2 separate regions of the Homo sapiens genome follow, and region 1 is linked to region 2. The links are chromatin loops, found by intact Hi-C in ENCODE. Cell type or tissue: Calu3. All regions are shown on one strand. Links, peaks and the distances in the headings refer to the core of each region. The heading gives the core; the rest is flanking DNA. Region 1 has its middle 79 kb from the start of LINC02426. Region 2 has its middle 64 kb from the start of LINC02426.

Region 1 (5,397 bases), core at 68-5,067, 140 kb after region 2:
GTCAGAGGCCCGGTGTGGTGGCTCATGCCTGTAATCCCAGTTTTCGAGGATTACTTTGGGAACCTGAGGTGGGAGTCTTGATTGAGCTCAGGAATCTGAGACCAGCCTGGGCAATATAGCAAGACCCCCATCTCTATAAAAAATTTAAAAATGAGCTGGACATGATGGCACTTGCCTGTAGTCCCAGATACTCCAGGAGGCTGAGGCTTGAGCCCAGAAGTTCAAGATTGCAGTGAGCTATGCTTGTGCCACTGCACTCCAGCCTGGCCAACAGAGCAAGATCCTGTCTCAAACAAACAAAAACTAAAAATAAAAGGTCAGAGACAATGACCAATAAATATCAGGAAAAGTTTTAGTGTTACAAAATCAAAGATGTGCCCACTGAAACAACATTAAGATCTTGGTTTTTACATATTAAAAAGCCAATGATTAAGAGTAATGTCAAACATGGGGAAATAAGTACTTCTGTTGTCAGAGCACTTAAATTGGTAGGAATTTCCATAAGGAAATTCGCTGTGTATCAAAAATTTTCAAAATGCCCATACATATGCCCATGAAATTCAGTTTACCATATTTTATGCTAAAGCATATACAAGTTTATACATATTGAAGCACTATTCATAACAGTAAAAGTTAGAATGTAAATGTATATAAGTTAGAAACTCTGTTTTAAAATGATGGTACATCTGGATACTCTGCCATTTCAAAAAATGTTTTATATTTTTATTTACTAACCTAAAACAATATTGATACATGTGTGTATATCTCTATAGATTAACCTGGGAGTTTAGGGGTTAATCTGGTTACCTTAAATTTTTCTTTATTAATTTATGTACGTATTTTCTGTAATTAGATTTTATTCATTTTATATAGATAAATAGTGTTTAAAATATTGAAAGATAAAAGTTATTTTGTAAGGATTATAACTGTACTTATTACTGACAAGAGATAATGTCAGTGATGATTAAAGTGGTGTAAACTCTTAAGAATATTACATAACATTTATTAAACATTTTTCATTTCCAGTTAAAGTTTAGACATATAATTTGAGAAAGGTGAAGATAACCTATAACTATTTATGCAGGAGCTGGGAGAACTGATAATTCAGATTATTGTCAAATACACCTCTCTGATTTTTTTAATGTTTCTCTTCAACTGTTTTAAAATTTCTATAGCACAACCTCTTTTTCATACATTTAAAACAAACTTTGAGCCTTTCCAGTATCCTTTAAATTCTTATATCAAACTCAAACTTCTTACCCCTAAATGGCTACAAATAATCTGACATGGTACTGGATCAGATTCCTAACTTCAGCACTTCACCTGGAAATTTCTGAACCGAAAGGGTACATCTGATTAGGAGTTAGAATATGTTCTCCCAGAAGCAGAATATGCTTGACACAATTTATGTCCTAGAAGCTGCAAACTGATGCTCACTTGTCACATCCATCCTAGAGGTACCTTTTCTTTGGTTCACACAAGATCGCAAAAATATTGAATTATTAAACAACAACTTTAAAATGTTTGATTTTATACAAAACTTTAAAAGTTGGGATTCCAGGCTTCATGCTTGCTATCCTGCATGGCAACATCTTTTGGAATGGAGCAGCTGCAGGGTGCCCTAGATGTGGTATTCACACTCAAATCTGCAACACAAAGTCTGCATTGCTCATATATATTCCTTGCCTGACTTCTTTATAAAATGTGAATATGTGATCACATCTTTAGGCATGTCCAAAGTCTTACCTGACACAACATGATTGCTCAACATGCCTGCTTTACTATCAAATTTCTATAAATAAAGACTTTTTTGTTTATATTAGGTTGAAAGTAATGGCAAAACCTGCAATTACTTTTGCACCAACCAACCAAATGACCTCTATAATATTTCTAGGCAGATAGAAGATATGTATCATGTGAGAGATTAACAATTTCATTATCACATTAACAAAGATTGGATAGGGAATAGAGTTCCAAGTGAAGGTGGCACATAGGATATTTAAGTGTTCATAGAAGATGCAATCAGAAGCAACGGGTACCAGTTTTCACAGAAGTCTGTGATTGGGTTGTGGAGAGGAGAATCAAAATGGACATTTCATAGAAAGCAACAGAAGTAATTTACTTCTGAAGTTAATGTAAAAAGCTTTCCTTACCTGAAACAAACACTTAGTTGCAGTTTATAAAGCTATTCACATTGACTTTTGAGCAATTGAGCCTGTTGAAGACTCAATATGTGCTTACATATACCTCTTTTTTTTAAAAAAAAAGAGACAAACATGTGCTATGTTTGATGTTCTAAGGTAGTTTGATCTCAAAAGTGCTTTTTAATTCTCGTGCTATTCTTGATAATTTTGAAATCTGTTGTTATCTCTTCAAGACAGATGTTCTTAGTTGATTTTGGGCATTGTTCCAACAGCAAACGTGACTAAACTTGTAATGGAAGCATTCATTCAGCCCCTAATAAGATGTGAATTAAATTCATATTTTAAAATTCCTCATAACTTTTTTCTATAAATTCATTCAACTTTTTGAATATTGTCTCAAATAATTTTGGAGCTGAGATTTACTACTGTTAGCACTTATCTGAATGGTCTGCTGCCCTAAGTGGTGATAAAAACTGGGTCAGAGAATTTAGGTCTAATTTGGGGAAAGAGAGTATATGCTCCTTTTACTCATTCAAAAACATTTATTAAGATTGGATTATATGTTTCTTACACTAGTCTTTGCTGGGGGTTTAAGGTGAAGAGGACATGGTTAATGCTTACAAGAAACTGGCAACTTAGCCAGGCAGAAAAACAGCTAACTAGTACAATGTGATAACTGTACAAATAACCTGAGGCAACCGCAAAGGGAACACAGTGGAAGGGTCGATTAATATTGCCATGGGAATCAGGACCTTCCCCTAAAACAGCGAGAAGTAACAGTGAACTGGACTTTGAAAGAGGACGGTGACTTTATCATATAGGAAAAGGATATATGAAAGCAAACATCAGGTTCTGGGGGCCATAAGTAAACTCACAACATTAGAAAATAATTTTGAGGAAAGATAAGGCTGCCAAAGGGTAATGGAACCAGATGGTGAAATGTTTTAAATTGAGGCATTGTCCAAGGAAAATCAAGAGCAACTGGGAAATATATACCAAGAGTCTTAGAAGTTATATACATTTTGAACAATTTTATGTTCAGGACTTTATTATAAGAAAATAGTGTGGAATAGACAATATACTGTAGTAGAAAGGATGTTTCTCACAGCATTATCTAGAATACAAAAAAATAGAAAATAGCTGAAATGAATAGTGATAGAGGACTGAAAGAAGACTAAATAAAAGGAATCATTTCCATATTTCACCATTGGATATGATATTTGCTAGGGGCTTATATAGAAATCTTTGTCCACTTAAAAGGTAGTTTTCTATTACTAGTTTTCTGAAGTTTGCTATTATTTATTTAGTTTTTTTTTTTTACTAAGAATGCATGTTTAATCATGCTTAATATTTGTATTTATTTATTGAGATTATTATCTTTTTTCTCTTATGACTAAAGTAAAGCAGATGAAGAGACATTCAGAAGTTAAATTATTTTGCATTACTTGTTAATAATGAATTGATAAATAAGATTTTCTTCTGTTTTACTGAGAATATTTCTTCTATGATTATATATCAGATTGGTCTGTATATTTTCTTTCTCATACAGTTATTTTCTGGTTTTGGCCTCAATGCTATGCAAACTTCATGAAGTGTGTTGGACTCACTCAATTTACCATCCTCAGAGAGAATTTGCATGTAATCGAAATGATCTTTTTCTTGAATATATTATAAGACTCATCTTTAAAAATACCCTTGACCTTTAAAACCTACCCAGTAGGTTTGGACGTGTATGTTTATATGTATATAATTTAAATTATTAATTTAATTAATTTAAAAATTTGCGTTTTTAACAAGAGACGTAGTCCAAAGAGATACGAATAAACGTTTAGCAAAATATGAACTACATGGATGTATTTTTCTTCTGTTCCTCTTTTCTCTTGAGTAGTATGTGAGTCTTAAATGCTTACTTCCTACAATCAATTTTGCTTATAACACCAATCAATGTGCCAGTGACAATAGCCCATTCCACTTTTTATGCCAGCTGATGTCCAAACAATATATAATTTTATCACTCTCCATGATTGCCAAAAATTGAAAAAGTTATTTTATCACACACTGAACTGACAGTAAGAGACCAGTGACCATTTTAAGCGATAGTCTTTTGTTTCTACAGAAAATAAAAAACTATATATTTGATCCAATTAAAAAAGGCTTCCACTTCTACAGATACTATAAAGCTGTACCAATTTTTTTTTTTACTGGAATTGTAAATCACTTTACCATCAAAGTATCAAAAACTTCTGAGTTCTCATTTTTGACAGCAACCTGGAGGATAGATAGTGAACCATCAATAATGACAAAAAGAAAACTATGCAGGGAAAGACATTAACAACCTGCTCCAGCCACCATAAGATGAAACCTAACTTTGTTAATACTTAGAGTATTGCTAGGTATGACTCAGCTGGTGATGTGGTTAGGCTCTGTGTCCCCACCAAACTTTTTATTTTGAATTGTAATCTCCATAATCCCCCCCATGTCAAGGGAGAGGCCAGGTGGAGGTGACTGAATCATGAGGGCAGTTTCCCCCACGTTGTTCTCATGATAGTGAGTGAATTCTTACAACATCTGATGGTTTTATAAGGGACTCTTCCCCCTTTGCTCAGCATTTCTTCCTGCCACCTTGTGAAGGAGGTGCCTTTCTTTCCCCTTCACCTTCCTCCACGATTGTAAGTTTCCTGAGGCCTCCCCAACCATGCTGAACTGTGAGTCAATTAAACGCCTTTCCTTTATAAATTACCTAGTTTCGGGTATGTCCTTATAGCAGTGTGCAAATGGACTAATACAGCTAGTATATGCAAATACAGCATATCATCTGAGTTTCCTGATTATTCAGGCACTTACCCTGGCTGATAGGTTCTCATAACACACCATTAAATAGTATTATTGTTTAAAACTCTTTTGCTTGTTTTTAATTGATATGTTGTTAGGATCTAAGTACTATGTGATGTGAGAGAGAAGGAGGAAATTTTGTGAGAAATGTCTGCTGGCAGTGATTGATAGACTCGATGAGGAGAAGAAACACAGGATGGTTTATGCTCAAACTTGCTCCCATTTGCTACTTTGGAAATTTCTAGAAAGAATACCATTGTTTAAAAGTGAAGATGAATGTTTCAAAGGGATTTAGGAAATACAGCATATAGACAGTGCTGCCTCAGGACTTAGGGACCAGTGGGATCTCGAGTAGGCAAAAGCATTATTTCAGTTTCTATGAGGAGCACACTGAAGTTCTGGCTCCCTGTGAACTGACACA
Region 2 (5,397 bases), core at 132-5,131:
GCCACATGTCAGTGTGCTGCCCTGACCTGTTCGCTAAGTAATGCATAATAAACTTTGAGTGGGTTTTAGCAGGAGAGGTCTCTGTGGGAAAGGTGTATGCTGTAGTGCCCACTATCCTTTCCTTGGGCTTTGTGACCCAAAAGATCCAATAATAATTGAACCTCTGAGGCACATATTGCCTCATTAATACAATTTTTATATCTTGCATTTGTGTAACTGTGTGAGTTAAATTAAACACAAGATGGCATAAACAATGAAAATGTTGATCAAGTGCAGAATAAAAAGCACAAGAAAATGGAACCCTTATACACTGTTGGTGGGAATGTAAAATGGTCCAAGCACTATGAAAAACAGTGTGGAAATATGTATCTGAAAGAAAAAGAAAAAATCAAGATCTTAAAGAAATATGTGTGTTCCCATATTCATTATGGCATTATTCATAGTAACAAAATATGAGAACAACCCAAATATTTACAGATAAATCAATAAGGAAAATGTGGTATGTGTGTGTGTGTGTGTGTATACATATATATATATATATATATATGTATACACACACACACACACATTTGCAATATGAGTGAAACTGGAGGACATTATTTTAGGTTAAATAAGATAGAGAAGGACAAATTGTTCATGATTTAGATACACTTATAGGAGTATAGCCATTATACTTATAGGAGTATGACCATTTTAGATACCTCCTATAAGTGTATTTAATACACTTATACCTCTTAGATACACTTATAGGAGTTATCTAAAATGTTCAAACTTAGAAGCAAAGGATAGACTGGTGTTTGCCAATATATTAGTTCATTCTCACACTGCTATAAAAATACTACCTGAGATTGGGTAATTTATAAAGAAAGGAGGTTTAATTGACTCACAGTTCTGCATGGCTGGGAGGCTTCAAGAAACTTACAATCATGGTGGAAGGCAAAAGGAAAGCAGGCATCTTCCACACAAGGTGGCAGTAGAGAGAGAGTCTTCAGGGGAAACTTCCACTTTTAAAACCATCAAATCTCATGAGAATTTTCTTACTATCATGAGAACAGCATGGGGTAAACCACCTCCATGATCCAATTACCTTCCACCAGGTCTCTCCCTCTACATGTGAGAATTACAATTTGAGATGAGATTTGGGTGGGGACACAGAACCAAAGCATATCATTATGCCCCAGCCCCTCTCAAATTTCATGTCCTTTCACATTTCAAAACCAATCATGCCTTCCCAACAGTCCCCTAAATTCTTAACTCATTTCAGCATTACCCCAAAAGTCAAGTCCAAAGTCTTATCTGAGACAAAGCAAGTCCCTTTGGCCTATGAGACTGCAAAATCAAAAACAAGTTAGTTACTTTCAAGATACAATGGGGGTACAAGCATTGGGTAAACATTCCCATTTCAAATGGGAGAAATTGGCCAAAATAAAGGGCCACAGACCCCATGCAAGTCTGAAACCCAGCTGGGAAGTCTTTAAATCCTAATGACTCCATGTCTCACATCCAGGCCATGCTGATGCAAGGGGTAGCTTGGGTAGCCACCACTGCTTTCATGGGCAGACACTGAGTGCCTGTGGCTTTTGCAGGTGTATGGTGCAAGCTGTCAGTGGATCTACCATTGTGGTGTTTGGAGGAGGGTGGCTCTCTTCTCACAGCTTCACTAGGGAGTGCCCCAGTGGGGATTCTCTGTAGGGGCTCCAAACCCACAGTTCCCTTCTGCATTGCCCTAGCAGGGGTTCTTCATGAGGGCTCTGCCCCTGCAGCAGACTTCTACCTGGACATCCAGGCATTTCCATACATCCTCTAAAATCTAGCTGGAGGTTCCCAAAGCTCAACTCTTGTCTTCTGCACAACTGCAGTCACAACACCAGGTGGAAGCCATCAATGCTTGGGACTTGCACTCTTTGAAGCAATGGCCCAAGCTGTACTTGGGCCCCTTTTAGCACTGGATGGAGCTGGAGTGGCTGGGACACAGGGCACCATGTCCCAAAGCTGCACAGGGCAGTGGGACCCTGGGCCTGGCCCATGAAGCCATTTGTCCTTCATAGGCCTCTGGGCCTGTGATGGAAGGGGCTGCTGTGAAGGTCTTTGTCATATGCTGCAGACATGTTTCCCCATTGTCTTGGCTATTAACATTTGGCTCCTTGTTACTTATCCAAACTTCTGCAGCAAAATTGAATTCCTCCCCAGAAAATGGGTTTTTCTTTTCTACCACATGGTCAGGCTGCAAATTTTTCAAACCTTTATGCTTTGCTAAGTTCCAATTCAAAGCATCTCTTTGTGAACGCATATAATTGGATGCTTTCAGCATAAGTCAGGTTACCTCTTGAATGCTTTGCTGCTTAGAAATTTCTTCCACCAGATACCCTAAATTATCCCTCTCAAGTTCAAAGTTCCACAGATCTCCAGGGCAGGGGCAAAATGCTGCCAGTCTCTTTGCTAAAGCATAGCATGAGTAACCTTTACTCCAGTTCCCAATTAGTTGCTCATCTCCATCAGAGACCATGTCAGCTTGGACTTCATTATCCATATCACTATCAACATTTTGGTCAAAACTGTTCTACAAGTCTCTAGGAAGTTCCAAACTTTCCCACATCTTCCTGTCTTCTTCTGAGCCTTCCAAATTGTTCCAAACTCTGCCTGTTACCCAGTTCTAAAGTTACTTCCACATTTTCAGTTTATCATTATAGCAGTACCCCACTCTGCTAGTACCAATTCTCTTTATTATTCTGTTCTCACACTGCCATAAAGATACTACCCAATACTGGGTAACTTATAAAGAAAAGAGGTTTAATTGACTTACAGTTCCACATGGCTAAGAGGCCTCAGAAAACTAACAATCATGGCGTAATGAGAAGGGGAAGCAGGTACCTTCCTCACAAGGTGGCAAGAGCCACAGAGCTTTCAGGGGAAACTGCAACTTTTAAAACCATCAGATCTCGTGAGAACTCACTCACTATCCCAAGAACAGCATGGGGGAAACCACCCTCATGATCCAATCACCTCCCACCAGACCCCTCTCTCAATACCTGGGGATTAAGATTTGAGATGAGATTTGGGTGGGGACACAGAGACAAACCCTATCAGCCAGGGCCTGATGGGGGAGGGTAAAATAGGGAACTGTTGTGCAATGGTTGTAAAATTTCAGTTATATAAGATGAATAAATTCTGGAGATTTGCTGTATAACATAGTACCTGTAGTTAACAATATTTAAAGTTCAAGGGGGTAGATCTCATATTAAGTATTCTTCTTATCCCTTCAAAAAAAAATCACACAAAAATCAAAACATGCACAAATCCAAACCCATAAAGCAACACAACGTTATTCTTGTAGGCAATGGATATATTTAATATCTTGATTGTGGTGATGGTATCATGGGTGTATGTAGATGTCCAAATTCATGTGCTTTTTTGTGAGTTTTTGTATATGTGTGACTCAATAAACCTGTTGATATGGTTTTTCTCTGTCCCTACCCAAATCGCATCTTGAATTGGAGTTCCCATGTATTAGTCCATTTTCTCACTGCTGAGAAAGACATAATAAAGACTGGGTAATTTATACTGAAAAAGAGGTTCAATGGACTCACACTTTCACATGGCTCGGGAGGCCTCACAATCATGGTGGAAGGCAAAAGGCATATCTTACATGATGGCAGACAAAAGAGAAAATGAGAGCCAAGCAAAAGGGGAAACCCTGTACAAAGTCATCAGATTTCATGAGAGTTATTCACTATCAGGTGAACAGTATGGGGGGAAAACCACCCCCATGATTCAATTATCTCCCGCTGGGTCCCTCCCACAACATATGGGAATTATGGGAGCTAAAATTGAAGATGAGATTTGGGTGGGGACATAACCAAACCATATCATCCCATAATCCCACATGTCTTGGAAGGGACCTGGTGGGAGGTAATTTAATCATGGGGGCAGTTACCCCCATACTGCTGTTCTCATGGTAGTATGATAGTGAGTGAGTTCTCACAAGATCTAATGGTTTTATAATAAGCTTTTTTCTCTTTGCTCAGCACTCTTCTTTCCTGCCATCATGTGAAGAGAGAAGTGTTTTCTTCCCCTTCTGCCGGGATTGTAAGTTTCCTGAGGCTGCTTCAGCCATGCACAACTGTAAGTCAATCAAACCTCTTTCCTTTATAAATTACCCAGTCTTGGGCAATTTTTTATAGTGGCATAAGAATGGATTAATACACCTGTGAAAAGTTTTTTAAAAATTCTAAACTAGAAATGGACTTGCTTTTTAAAAATTAGCCTATCATAAGGCATATGAGACAGATACAGGAAGAAGAAAACTCATAACTTCCAATTACAGTCATGCACTGCATAACAATGTTTTAGTCAATGACGGTGGTCCCATAAGATTTGAAAGAAGCTGAAAAATTTCTATTGCCTAGTGTTATTGTAGCCATAGTAAAATCATCGCATACTTTATTTTTTATGATTTAATGTAGCCTAAGTATACAATGTTTATAAAGTCTACAGTAGTGCACAGTAATGTCCTAGGTTTTCACATTTACTCATCAATCACTCACTGACTCACCCAGAGCAACTTCCAGTCCTACAAGCTCTATTCAAGGCAAATGCTTTATACAGGTGTGTTCTTTTTAATCTTTTATACTGTATTTTCATAGTACATTTTCCATGTTTAGATCCACAAATACTTACCACTGTGTTACAATTGCCTACAGTATTCAGCAAAGTAACCTGCTGTACAGGTTTGTAGCTTAGGAGCAACAGGCTATACTATATAGTCTAAATATGTAGTACACTATACCATCTAGGTTTGTGTAAGCATACTCTAGAGTCTATGGGGTAACCACAATGACAAAATCACCTTACCAAGTATTTCTCAGAACAATCTCTGTCTTTAAGCAACTCATGACTAAAGGTAATTAGTTCATAGGATCACTAAACAAATAGTTGAATATTAACCAGTTTTAAGTTAAAACTTTGTCACTCATTCACAGGTCATTTGAGCAGTACATGCTGGATGTAGGTTGCTGCAAAAGTGATGGTGGTTTCTGCCATCAAGCAAATAAAAATGAAAAAATTTCTAGTGACAGAGATTTCAGATATGGACATTTTTTACACTTTTCTCATGCTACATAACTCTTTTGGTTGTAATTTTTATTGCGAGCTATAAGGTAGTATGGTATACTCTTTAAGAATTTAGTTTCTTAAACTATGTAAATTCAAATGTTAATTGAATGTTAATGTGAAAACCTAACTAACGTTAAGTTTTGTGGCATTTAATAGGTTTCTTGAGTTCTCTGAATCCCTCTAAGTAAATCCAGTATTGGTACTGGATCAGAAGTTGATGTGAGGCTTAATAAGAGAGAGCCTGTTAAGTGCCAGCCATAAAGAAAACCTTCCACAAATATTAAG

The links. A loop is a pair of places that touch in the nucleus more often than their neighbours do. Peaks named below come from ENCODE experiments on the same cell type or tissue, not always from the same donor. Only the 100,000 strongest peaks of a DNase experiment are listed, where the experiment ranks them.
Region 1: it touches region 2 in a loop (2.6-fold over the local background); 1 of 110 quality-filtered maps calls a loop at or near these places.

Annotation. Positions count from the first base shown.
Region 1 is chr12:81,871,789-81,877,185 of GRCh38, reverse strand. No RefSeq gene overlaps it. Among named protein-coding and RNA genes, the nearest start is that of LINC02426, 79 kb to the left of the region's middle. In Calu3, for the core only: no CTCF peak of the experiment used is centred there; a DNase peak (open chromatin) is centred at 2,835.
Region 2 is chr12:82,015,311-82,020,707 of GRCh38, reverse strand. No RefSeq gene overlaps it. Among named protein-coding and RNA genes, the nearest start is that of LINC02426, 64 kb to the right of the region's middle. In Calu3, for the core only: no CTCF peak of the experiment used is centred there; no DNase peak of the experiment used is centred there.